3 separate regions of the Homo sapiens genome follow, and all the other regions are linked to region 2. A link is a contact called in ENCODE Hi-C data. All regions are on one chromosome and are shown on one strand. Each heading gives the region's core, a stretch centred on a gene start or an enhancer-like site at or near the end of the contact. The rest is flanking DNA. Distances are from core to core; before and after follow the strand shown.

Region 1 (4,133 bases), core at 1,254-3,753, 8.0 Mb after region 2:
GTGTTACGTTGATAACATAAGAAAAGGAGACAGACTAACTTTTTAAGCATATTAGAATATTTGCAACTCATTCTATTTTTGGCAATAATTCTATTAGTGCAGTTTACTTCCATGAACAGTATAAAATACATACATGAAAATCAGATTTTTAAAAGCAGATTACAAGTGCAATTAAATTGTCTAAACAAACATTTTAAATGCTTTGAAGTATTTTATGAAATTAAAAGAATAAAACAAGTAGTTTCAGAAATTATAGAATCTGTTGTAAATATGCAAATTTGCACATTCTAGCTTTGTCACCAATGCCACATTTGGGAAAAGAAATAGATTGCAATGTTTGTCTTCTATTAACATATATATATTCTTAAAAGTATACAAAATGTTTCCTAATTTTAAACATATTAATACTGTTACGTATAAATATTTTTTAAATCTTAGTATAAAGTTTAGGGTTTTAAAAAAATATACTTTAAAAATTCATGTGGTGAAATAGAATCTAAAAACTTGAGGGAAATTACTAAATTTTTTGGTATAAATTTGAAGAGTTCATTTCTAGAATACGTTTATTTTCTTCTTATAAAGACATTTACATCAATATTAAGTATATAGATTAAGACCTACTTAAATTACTTAATTAAAATATACTAAACTTCTAAGTTATTTTTAAAAGAATGATGTGGGTAAACTGAAAAGATCATAAAATTATTTCTAATGTAATTTTTACGTAAAGCCCTTTAATATATCAGTTTTTACCTCTTATATTTTGAACCGTTAAAAGAAAAAAAATGACTAATCTCCTAATGGAAAATATAATCTTATAGTACTGAGAAGAGAGTTGTAAGCATGTAATAAATATATGAGATCAGTTTCATTTCTGACTTGTTTTTGAGCCTTTCTTATGAATCATCATGTATTTTAACATCAAGAGAATAATATATAAAATACGCTTTAAAATGTTACAACCTGGTAGCTATTAAAAAAGAGAGGGGAAAAAAACAGAGCTTTGCCTAGCAAAATACTAACTAAAGAGTTAGGTGAGAATTAGAAATGTTCAGATGCTAAAGTAGTATAATAAACTAAAATTCCAAATATATATGAATATATAATTTTTTATATCTTGGTATATGGCATTTGTCTTAATTGTTTAGGAAACTACATATTGTACAGGAGTGAAGAAGTAAATGATGAAGTATTTTCTCATCATAGTTTACTAGATAAAAAATGTACTAATAAGCTAAATGTAATAGTAAGGGGCACATTTAAAATATAATTTCGTAGAGTCTTACTAAATACGTATCTTTCCAACAAGGCTTTAGGTTTTTGCATGTGTATTAGGATTTCTGAGTTTTGTGATTTGAAATTCATGATACATTTTGAGTGCCCTTTCAAATGGCAAATTGTTTCTGTGGAAAAATCAGACATTATGTACATTTCATTTTATATTTGGATGTGAGAAAAATAGCAGATAATTTGGGAGAATTCTAGTTGTTGCCTTAGTGTATGCATCAAATACTAAACAATTATTTTATCTCTCAGTTATACGTCTGGGCATGTTACAGTTTGTACTGTATGTACAAACAGGATATTGAACTTACATTGATGATACAGTGTTCTTTAAACGTGATTGTTAATCTTTACTGAAATTATGGGCAAACTATTTCAAAGAAATGCGTTTTTAAACTCTTATTTTTAATTAAAATGAGAAAAACCTTGAAGGAGTTCATTTATGAATAAAATATGTAATTGTGCAGTCTCCTGAAAGAATGAACTCTTAGTTTATTTTTCAAATTTTATTAAAATGTTTCTTTACTTGTTGCTTGTTGGCATTTTAAAATTAAAAAGTAATAAAGCAGCATTATTATATTTCTGATTATCTATCAAGAGAGTGAAAGGGAAACCAAAGTATATTGACACAACCCAGGTTTTCCCCTAAAAAAAACTAACTTCAAATTGAAAAAATATATTGCCCATATTTAATATTTCTTATTAGGACTTACTTGGAGTCGCATAATTTTTTTGAGACAATATATTGGAGGAAATTTGTCTTATAAAATGGAGAGATGTAGAACATTGTGGGCAGTTATAGGATAGTCTTTCTCTCTTGTTGCTTCCCAGAAGTTAGAAAACAGATTTTAAATTAATAGTGTTGAGTACACGAATCTCTGGAGTATAATAACTTAGAAAAATGTTGGAAAATGATAAAGTCGAAGGGGAAGATTAATTGAAGTTAAGTGTCCCCTTTTCAAATGGGAAGCATTTGACACTATGAGGAGTGCTCTAGAGATTAACAAATGTTTCTCTGTCAAGGATAATTTTCTGAGCAGTTGAGGTTGTTTGTGTGATAAGGGAAGGCGGCTAGATAGCGTAACTATAGGTGTTTGAGAAAATTTCCGAAGTTACTTTCAGATTGAAAGGGTGAAAGTAGGTGCAACAATTGGCCGTTGGGAGGGGAAAGGGTGCAGGGCTCGCCAGCCCGGCGCCACTACAGGGTTAACCGCGGCGGCGCCCGGTGCACACTGGGAGTTGTAGGCCGCGGGCATTGTGGGAGTTGTCGTAAAAGCCTGCTTTCTTGCCGTGATGGCCGCCGCCGAGGCAGGGAGTTGAGGGTTTCTGCCTTTCGGAGGGTTTGGGGGGCTGTCGGTCCCGTTAGAAGGCCACCAACAGCCCCCCAGGTTGCCAAGGGCCTGTTAGTTGTGTTCCTGGAAGGTGGGCAAGCAGCCTGATGGGTTAACATTGGGATTTGCCGTCGTTATAGCGGTCAAGGGGCCTGTAGCGGCTGCAGGGTCGGTGAGGGTTCCCAGCCGGCCGGACCTTGGTCGTCTGGCATTCTGCCTTTGAAATATCTGGGTGGCCGGCGCCTAGGCATATGGGGTTGTGCTTTCTGTGTTGTGGTTTGTAGCTTGCATCCTCCACTGTTCTTAGCGCATTTGGCTCTGTCCATATGGCTGTTGGTACTCATGGCCCTATTTGGGGTTGGACTGGGCTCTTTTTCTTGGGTCTGGTGGGATTTAAGCAAGAACTGGAATTTTGTAAGATGTACAGCAGTGTCCTGGGTGTTGTCTGTCTGGTGTGGGGTGTGAGCAGTTGCAGGAGTTATGAACGTGTCCATGATCGTGTGGTTGGCTTTCCCTTGCATGTGGTGAACTTTCCCCTCGTTTGCTAATGCTGAAAGGCAGTGTCAGGCAGTTCCTACTTGTGAAATGCCTTCTTATTAACTTGGATGTGTTCCTAAATCTTGGGAGCTTTGCAATTGCTTGTAGAAAGATATGTGTGCAAAACTGAATTTAAAACGAGCACCAGGGTTGCAGGTACCTTTAGTTCTAGGGAGCCAGCTCCCCCAGGCTTCCCTGGTGCTGTGAAGTTGTTTGAGTTTATTTATGGAAATTAGGTTTGCTTTGAGCTGTGTTACCTTACTCTTGGCTCAGAGTTTCTCTGCATGTTGGGACCCTGATCTTTGATATTGGGTACTGTTTCAACATTTGAGGCTAAATGAAGCACCGTGTACTGATGTGTAATGTCGTGTATCACAATCTCAGGATAACACTAGATAGCCAAGAATGGCAGTACCTGTTTTGTCTGTCTACACGAATTGGACCTCATTGTTTCTGCCACAATGTACTGCTCCATAAATTCCGCCTTATTTCCATGGTATTGTCTGTAAGTTTTGAAATCTAACTGGTCATGAAAAGCCATTTTTCAGGCAGTATTTAAAAGCTTTTTCCCACAAGTAGAACTGGTATCTAAAACATTTTTTCATTCAAGTTTGGTAAGGTGGGAGATTTGAAATAAGGTACAACAGTGGTTTTGGAAATCAGCTATCAAGTTTTAGTTTTAGGGGCCACCACGTGACAGAAATGATTTATAGAGAGAGTAAAAATTGTATTCCATTTCTCTTGGTATTTTAGTGCATATAAAAACTAAATAAACCACTTTCATATATCATTAAAAAGCCCTTTGTGTCTTGTGATGAATGAGGTTTTTATAACTCCCCTATTGTCTGGGTTTGCTTAGAATATAGTAATGGGGCCGGGCATGGTGGCTCACGCCTGTAATCCCAACACTTAGGGAGGCCAAGGCCAGGGGATCACTTGAGGTCAGGAGTTTGAGACCAGCCTGGCCAACATGGTGAAACC
Region 2 (4,089 bases), core at 1,214-3,713:
GCAACATGGCAAAACCCCATCTCTACTAAAAATACTAAAGGTAGCCGGGCATGGTGGCACACACCTGTAATCCTAGCTACTTGGGAGGCTGAGGCAGGAGAATCGCTTGAACCCGGGACGCAGAGGTTGCAGTGAGCCAAGATCGTGCCAACGCACTCCAGCCTGGGCAAAAGAGCAAGACTCCATCTTAAAAAAAAAAAGTTTAATCTGTCTGCCTCTAAGACCCTTTCTCCACAGAGTGCTCAAGAAGAATTGTAAAGTGTCAGATACTGAACTGCACAGTATTATATTTTAACTTTCTGTCAGATAACATTAAGAAGAAACAGTAATAACAATAATGATGACATGACTCCCCCTCCCCTCATCAAATACCCTGGATACAACAATGTCCTTTTAAGATATTAAAAAGGCCAGGCCTGTGGCTCACACCTATAATCCCAGCACTTTGGGAGCCTGAGGTGGGAGGATCACTTGAGTCCAGGAGTTCAAGACCAGTCTGGGCAACATAGTGAGACCCCGTCTCTACAAAAAATACCAAAACAAGTAGTGGGGCTTAGTGGCTCACGCCTGTGGTCCTAGCTACTTGGGAGGCACTTGGGAGGACTGCTTGAGCCCAAGAGGCTGAGGCTGCAGTGAACTGTGATTGAACCACTGCACTCCTGCCTGGGCAACAGAGAGAGACCCTGTCACCAAAAAAAAAAATAAATAAAAAAAATAAAAATTATTTTCATTGAATAAAAGACTTTCTAAATGTGAGAACGTTATGTTTGTAAAGGCTAAGTTGTTTCCTTTTAAGCCTGGGGGAGGACAGGAGTAGAAATAACCAAGCAAGGCACACTTCTCATTAGGTATATTAACGTTGATGTTTGAGTTGACATTTGTTGAATTTTTTTTTTCAGAATGGTGCTTCAATTCATGTTTCAAAAGCAGACACAGAAATAATTTCCAGAGAAATGAGCTGGGGGAAAACAGAAATGTGTATGGAATTGGAACAAAATAAACCTGATTTTTTTCAACATTGTATAGAATTGTTCTGAGGTTAAAAAGAAAGGTTTCTAAAAAATAAATATCTAACAAAAGCTGCACAAAGATTAGGCATACATTATCCATGGAGACATTAAAAACTATTAAAAAGGTTTTTTTACCCCACCTCATCCCCTGGTATGTTTGAGGAAAGCATCTGGAAATTCTAACTCAAAATCATCTAAGGGAATCAATGTAAAACAGACACCATTCCATCCCCTTTCATCCTTCTTAATACACCTCAGCCTCTCCCTTGACTAGATAAAAACGTAATTTTCCCTCTCCCAAATACAGTGCAAAACAAAAACTCTTCTGTGAATGGAGAGACATGGATATGGGGTAGAGGTGGAGACTTGCCTACATTACCAGCAGCCAGCCGAAAATGCCCTGTGTGTGTAAAATATGTTCCTTCAAAGGGGCATTGTGAGCACTAAATATAATTTGTGCCAAAAATAATAATGAAAGCTTAGTGAATACTCTACAGTGCAGGCATCGTTACATTTAATCCACAAAACTACCCCATGAGGTAGATATTTACCGTTCTTTTCACTTAACATCTTTTTTAAAAAGCGGAAAACAGAATGATGAATTAACTTGTCCATGGTCATAAAACTGATAGGTAGTGGCACCAGGATTTGGGGACCATCGGGCAGAGGATCTTCCAAAACCGGCTTTTAAAGAGCCACAAAAAGATGTAGCCGGGTTCTTGGCACTACAGTACTGCTTTATAAACAACAGTTCCCTTCTTTTCTCTTAGAGCCCAGTGGGAATCTAGAGGGACACCTTACATAAAGGAAAATGACTGCAACCTGGACCTGTCACTCGACAAATACTGCCTCTCCCCACCTCACTTCACCTGACGTCTCTGCCCAACCGAAGGCAGCTCTCAGAAAACCGCACAGAGGTTACCACCCCAGAAATTCTGAGATCCTAGGAGGTAGCAATGCAAATAGACAAAGCACAGTATTGCTTTGGATCGAAAATATTTGTTTGCTCATCCTAACTCCAATTCCCCTAGCCTAGAACAAACATAGCCCTTCCGCACTCAGGAAATCCCAAGAGGTCAGGTTCAGTCTGGTAAACAACACTGTCCGGGCACCTTGCAGAACACTGGGGACTGTGACGGGCGGCGACAAATTGGCACAAGAGAGACTGAAATGCACAGGGACACCAGCCTAGTGGCCGTGAAAACTCAAGTTGACACTTCCAGGGAGGGAATGGGGGAGGTGGAGCCCAATTCCTGCTTCTGGAGAGAGTAAGAGACTTCCTCCATCCTCCTTCTCCCTCCTCCTCCTCCAAGGCACGCTGAGATTTGGAGCGGAGGAGCTGAGCCCCGCGGGAAAAGCAGAAAAGGGTCATTGCCACTTTAAATGACTCAGGAAGTAAAAGGAGGCCTCCTGACGGGGAAAGGGAAAGTGGAACCGGGGCGGCGCGGGGGCCGGCGGCTGCCGCGATCTCTCCCTGGTAGCGGGAGGCTGAGCGGGCGGCGCGACGCGGGGGCCGACGGGGGCGCCGGGTGGCCGCGCCGGAAGTGCCTTGCGCGGCAGAGGAAGCGCAGGGACAGAGCGGAGCAGGCCGAGCCGGCGGAAAGGGTCTTTGCTGCTGCGCCCGGGCAGGGGCTGCCGCGGCCCCAGGTCCCGCTTCGAGACGCGGCGCGGTCCAGGCGGGAGGCGACTCCCTAGGAAGGGACCCGGGGCGGGAGGAGGAAGTGAGGCCGCGCGGAAGGAAGGCGGCGAGCCCCGGGGCCCCGAGGCCTTGGCCGCGTCACAGCACCCACATGGCCTCTGGAGTGGGCGCGGCCTTCGAGGAACTGCCTCACGACGGCACGTGTGACGAGTGCGAGCCCGACGAGGCTCCGGGGGCCGAGGAAGTGTGCCGAGAATGCGGCTTCTGCTACTGCCGCCGCCATGCCGAGGCGCACAGGCAGAAGTTCCTCAGTCACCATCTGGCCGAATACGTCCACGGCTCCCAGGCCTGGACCCCGCCAGCTGACGGAGAGGGGGCGGGGAAGGAAGAAGCGGAGGTCAAGGTGGAGCAGGAGAGGGAGATAGAAAGCGAGGCAGGGGAAGAGAGTGAGTCGGAGGAAGAGAGCGAGTCAGAGGAAGAGAGCGAGACAGAGGAAGAGAGTGAGGATGAGAGCGATGAGGAGAGTGAAGAAGACAGCGAGGAAGAAATGGAGGATGAGCAAGAAAGCGAGGCCGAAGAAGACAACCAAGAAGAAGGGGAATCCGAGGCGGAGGGAGAAACTGAGGCAGAAAGTGAATTTGACCCAGAAATAGAAATGGAAGCAGAGAGAGTGGCCAAGAGGAAGTGTCCGGACCATGGGCTTGATTTGAGTACCTATTGCCAGGAAGATAGGCAGCTCATCTGTGTCCTGTGTCCAGTCATTGGGGCTCACCAGGGCCACCAACTCTCCACCCTAGACGAAGCCTTTGAAGAATTAAGAGTAAGTATTGGGCCTTCAGAGCATAAACCTAGGGGTCAGGACACCTGGGTTTCAACTCAGGTGGCCTGGCTGTGACCACATTCGCTTTCACTGTGTCCCTAAGAAGCTAGTCTTTCCAACTTTTTGGGAGCAGTTCTTATTCACCGTTTTTGGTTGAACTCTTTTGAGAATCTGATGAAAGTTCTGGACTCTGACCTGAGAAAATACACACAAAATCTAGTATACAATTTCTAGAAAATTGCAAGTTTCTGGTCTGTGGATCCCAGGTAAAGCATTTCTTGGGAGTTTTGACCCCACTTAGGCCAATTTCCACAGCATCACTATTGTTGAAACTGGTGCTTTGTGCTAGGGCTCTTGATAAGGCAATCTTTTTGCCTACTTGAAAACATGGGAAATAGGATTTTGCCACATGAATCCAAGCAAGTGATACGTCTGCATTGAAAAGACTAACAAAATAGTTTTAATAGTAACTTCATATGTGCCCCGAGTTCATTTTAGATTCTTCGTGTTTGAAACTTAGTAGAAAAGGAGGGTAAGAAGATGGAGGCCAAATTGGGGTGGGAGTGGAAGTTCCCATGTCCTCTGTCTGGATCTTTGTCTGTCGTGGACCTTACTGGTCC
Region 3 (4,251 bases), core at 1,233-3,732, 8.0 Mb after region 2:
TTTTGCCCACTTGTTGATGGGGTTGTTTGTTTTTTTCTTGTAAATTTGTTTGAGTTCTTTGTAGATTCTGGATATTAGCCCTTTGTAAGATGAGTAGATTGCAAAAATTTTCTCCCATTCTGTAGGTTGCCTGTTCACTCTGATGGTAGTTTCTTTTGCTGTGCAGAAGCTCTTTAGTTTAATTAGATCCCATTTGTCAATTTTGGCTTTTGTTGCCATTGCTTTTGGTGCTTTAGACATGAAGTCCTTGCCCATGCCTATGTCCTGAATGGTATTGCCTAGGTTTTCTTCTAGGGTTTTTTATAGTTTTAGGTCTAACATGTAAGTCTTTAATCCATCTTGAATTAATTTTTGTATAAGGTGTAAGGAAGGGATCCAGTTTCAGCTTCCTACATATGGCTAGCCAGTTTTCCCAGCACCATTTATTAAATAGGAAATCCTTTCCCCATTTCTTGTTTTTGCCAGGTTCATCAAAGATCAGATAGTTGTAGATGTGTGGTGTTATTTCTGAGGGCTCTGTTCTGTTCCATTGGTTTATATCTCTGTTTTGGTGCCAGTACCATGCTGTTTTGATTACTGTAGCCTTGTAGTATAGTTTGAAGTCAGGTAGTGTGATGCCTCCAGCTTTGTTCTTTTGGCTTAGGATTGACTTGGCAATGCGGGCTCTTTTTTGGTTCCATATGAACTTTAAAGTAGTTGTTTCCAATTCTGTGAAGAAAGTCATTGGTAGCTTGATGGGGATGGCATTGAATCTATACATTACCTTGGGCAGTATGGCCATTTTCACGATATTGATTCTTCCTATCCATGAGCATGGAACGTTCTTCCATTTGTTTGTGTCCTCTTTTATTTCGTTGAGCAGTGGTTTGTAGTTCTCCTTGAAGAGGTCCTTCACATCCCTTGTAAGTTGGATTCCTAGGTATTTTATTTTCTTTGAAGCAATTGTGAAGGGGAGTTCAGTCATGATTTGGCTCTCTGTTTGTCTGTTATTGGTGTATAAGAATGCCTGTGATTTTTGCACATTGAGTTACAAGACAGGGATGCCCTCTCTCACCACTCCTATTCAACATAGTGTTGGAAGTTCTGGCCAGGGCAATCAGGCAGGAGAAAGAAATAAAGAGTATTCAGTTAGGAAAAGAGGCAGTCAAATTGTCCCTGTTTGCAGATGACATAATTGTATATTTAGAAAACCCCATCGTCTCAGCCCAAAATCTCCTTAAGTTTTACACAATTTTTTAAACTTACCTTGTGATCTTTCTCCTCTGCAACTTTGCTAACGTAGTTCCCATGCCTCTATCTGGACTTCACACTTCTGTGCCCCCTGGAAATACCACTCCCCCACTCCCCAACCAAAAAAGGGAAATTTAAAAAAGAAAGTAAAATTTTCTATCCCCCTTTGAAGACAAATTAAAAGATATAGTCTCCTTCCAAAACTAATTGTTCAGCAAGCTGTGTTCCTATATTTTTCATTCACCATACAGCTCTGATGCCATCGTCTAACAGTTATTAGACTCCATCAGGTTATTTGCCTTGAACCCCAAATCGTTGGGAACTAAGTGATGTTTAGTGCTCAGCTGGGAGGGAGGTCTGGCATTTAAGGGCTCTCTATGAGTGAGTGTAACCCGGGCGAATGCCTGCAGCGAGGAAGGCACAGACACAGAAGACTGCAAGCCTTTATCTGGAAAAGTTTATGGCAACAATGACAGCACGCTTAACAATGATATATTTATTATATAATTATATCATATATGTAAAATATATATTTATTTAATAAAGAGTTGAAAATAAAACTGTGGCTCCACACCTATTTCTTTTCTTTTTTTTTTTGTTTTTGTTTTGGGATGGAGTCTCACTCCGTCGCTCAGGCTGGAATGCAGTGGCGCGATCTCGGCTCACTGCAACCTCTGCCTCCCGGGTTCGTGATTCTCCTGCCTCAGCCTCCCGAGTAGCTGAGATTACAGGCGCACGCCACCACGCCCGGCTAATTTTTGTATTTTTAGTAGAGACGGGGTTCGGATGTTGGCCAGGCTGGTCTCGGACTCCTAAGCTCAAGCGATTCGCCCGCCTCGGCCTCCCAAAGTGCTGGGATTACAGGTGTTAGCCACCGCGCCCTGCCTACGCCCACTTCTTACTATAATCTTTCCATTCACTAGCGGCTTCTCTGATCCCATTTCCTCTTCGAACCTGAGCTCAAACCAGCCTGGGTCTGACCGGCCAATCCGAGCGCAGTCTTCCGCAGTCGCGAGTACGGCTGCAGCCAATGAGAGACCGGGGCGCCTCGGTGGGGTGAGACAGGGCGCTCACTGGCGGAACCCCGGGGGACGCGGTGATGGGAGGAGTGTGGGAGGGGCAGTGGAACTGGAGTCAGCTAATGGCTGACGCACTACGCGCAGAGGGAAAGACGGGTCACCAATAGCGACACGGATATGGCCCCGCGGGCGGGGTTTAGGCCCAAAGTGGTGTCGGAGCAGCGCCTATTAGTGTCATCCTCACCGTCACGGCCGGCGCCTCCTCCTGGATTCATTCACTCGCTCTTTTCATTCACGAAGGTAGTGAGGCCTAGTGGAAAGCCATGGAGAGCGCTCTCCCCGCCGCCGGCTTCCTGTACTGGGTCGGCGCGGGCACCGTGGCCTACCTAGCCCTGCGTATTTCGTACTCGCTCTTCACGGCCCTCCGGGTCTGGGGAGTGGGGAATGAGGCGGGGGTCGGCCCGGGGCTCGGAGAATGGGCAGGTGAGTCGGATGCAGCGCCGCGTCCTCGCTCCCGCGGCGGCCCGGACCAGGCCTGGGCCGTGATGACTAGTTCTGGGGTCTGCTCCTGGCCTTCCCCTCCCCAGCTCTCCTCTTTCTCAGGCTCCTGTGCCCCGCGGGCCCCTCCTGGCTCCCTTGGCTGTCTTCTGCTTGCTTAGACTACTTGCAGAGTTTTAAGGTACGAAATACACTGCTCGCTCAATCCTGGGAATCTAAGCTCAGCTTAGGGTGTAGGAGAAAACTGCCTTAAGTCTCTGGGGCTTGTGCCCTTTAAGCCATTCCGTGTTCATGGAGCCAGTCAGTCGCCCTGCTGCCTCCTCAGTCACACGCTGTCCTCCTTGGTTCGCCCCTTGTAAGTGTTTTTAAAATAAAGTTTTTCGCTCGGTTTGAATATTGGCCCTGTGCTAAGGATGCAGAGCATTCTGTTAACATGTTTGGGCAGAGGATGGAAAGGGGTGTAGGGACACAATTTCAGAAGGCTTTTTGCACTGCGGAATCGTACCTCCCCAGTTACGATTAAGATAGTAATCGTATCTGGATTTGGCCTATTTCATACAATTACAAAGCCCCTTTAAAAGGAATTCTCGCTAAACTGTTCTGGAGTCCTAACGAGTAGCAAGAACTATTGCTTCTGTAAAATGATAACTCATCATGTTAAAATCAGATTTTTTTTTTTTTTTCACAAGGACGTTTGTAGGAAAAAGTATACCCGTAAAGAGTGAACCAAACACATGGAACTTGTAGTCGGAGGATTTTTAAAATGGAGGACGAAGGTCAGGTTGAGGAAATAGGGAAAATTATCTGCAGGGAAGTTTTGCTCCCCCCCCCCTTTTTTTTTTCTTTTTCAACCTATTTTGTTTCCTTCTTTGCTTTATTTTTCGTCTCTTGGCCTTTTTTCCCTTTAAACCGAGTGATTACTTATGATATGCTTGTGGTCCTACCCTGAGATGATTATTTATTTTGATGTTTTATAATCGAATGTGCACTTCCTAAGCATTTTATTGAATTTTGGGGTGGTTAGGCATTGCCTGCAGACTGGGCTCAGGTAAGATACACTAATAATGTTACTCCATGTTCTTTGTTTATTTAGAAACATTTAAACAACCTAGTAGGAAAGACATATGTTAACCTTTTGGGTTTATGTTAACATTAAGAGAAAACATCTTAGCAGTGGATATGTATGTGAAATCTTTGGACGATGTGGAGCAACATTATAATTCTGTTTCACAGTCACCTGTTTCTCTGAAAAAGGAAGTGAAATGTTCAGCTGGGTGTGATGGCTCACGCCTGTAATCCCAGCATTTTGGGAGGCCGAGGCGAGTGGATCACAAGGTCAGGAGTTTGAGACCAGCCTGACCAACACGGTGAAACCCCGTCTGTACTAAAAATACAAAAATTAGCTGGGCGTGGTGGCGCGCCCCTGTAGTCCCAGAGGCTGAGGCAAGAGAATCGCTTGAACCCAGGAGGCGGAGTTTGCAGTGAGCCGAGATCATGCCACTGC

What was found. A loop is a pair of places that touch in the nucleus more often than their neighbours do. Pooled maps may share reads with other maps.
Region 1: a map of CD8-positive, alpha-beta T cell shows a loop between it and region 2 (32-fold over the local background). The contact joins the enhancer-like site here to the promoter of TRIM44 in region 2. A Hi-C loop is called at or near these places in 2 of 168 maps with a recorded cell type or tissue (CD8-positive, alpha-beta T cell and naive thymus-derived CD4-positive, alpha-beta T cell) and 7 of 50 pooled maps.
Region 3: a map of naive thymus-derived CD4-positive, alpha-beta T cell shows a loop between it and region 2 (13-fold over the local background). The contact joins the promoter of HSD17B12 here to the promoter of TRIM44 in region 2. A Hi-C loop is called at or near these places in 2 of 168 maps with a recorded cell type or tissue (CD4-positive, alpha-beta T cell and naive thymus-derived CD4-positive, alpha-beta T cell) and 6 of 50 pooled maps.

Annotation. Positions count from the first base shown.
Region 1 is chr11:43,641,673-43,645,805 of GRCh38, forward strand. It overlaps a transcript of HSD17B12 not described here. Among named protein-coding and RNA genes, the nearest start is that of HSD17B12, 37 kb to the right of the region's middle. RefSeq lists an enhancer at 2,461-2,650. Within about 2 kb of position 2,504, at least 25 of the 41 ENCODE cell types and tissues checked have a DNase peak (open chromatin) inside an H3K27ac peak, as active enhancers do; they include CD8-positive, alpha-beta T cell, where a contact is called at or near this core.
Region 2 is chr11:35,660,312-35,664,400 of GRCh38, forward strand. TRIM44 (tripartite motif containing 44) reads left to right here and starts at 2,464. Exons shown (of 5, transcript NM_017583.6): 1 at 2,464-3,469. The coding sequence starts at 2,801. RefSeq lists enhancers at 2,121-2,440, 2,652-3,152 and a silencer at 2,481-2,860.
Region 3 is chr11:43,678,256-43,682,506 of GRCh38, forward strand. HSD17B12 (hydroxysteroid 17-beta dehydrogenase 12) reads left to right here and starts at 2,483. Exons shown (of 11, transcript NM_016142.3): 1 at 2,483-2,732. The coding sequence starts at 2,573. RefSeq lists enhancers at 2,078-2,127, 2,338-2,903, 2,978-3,027, 3,178-3,237.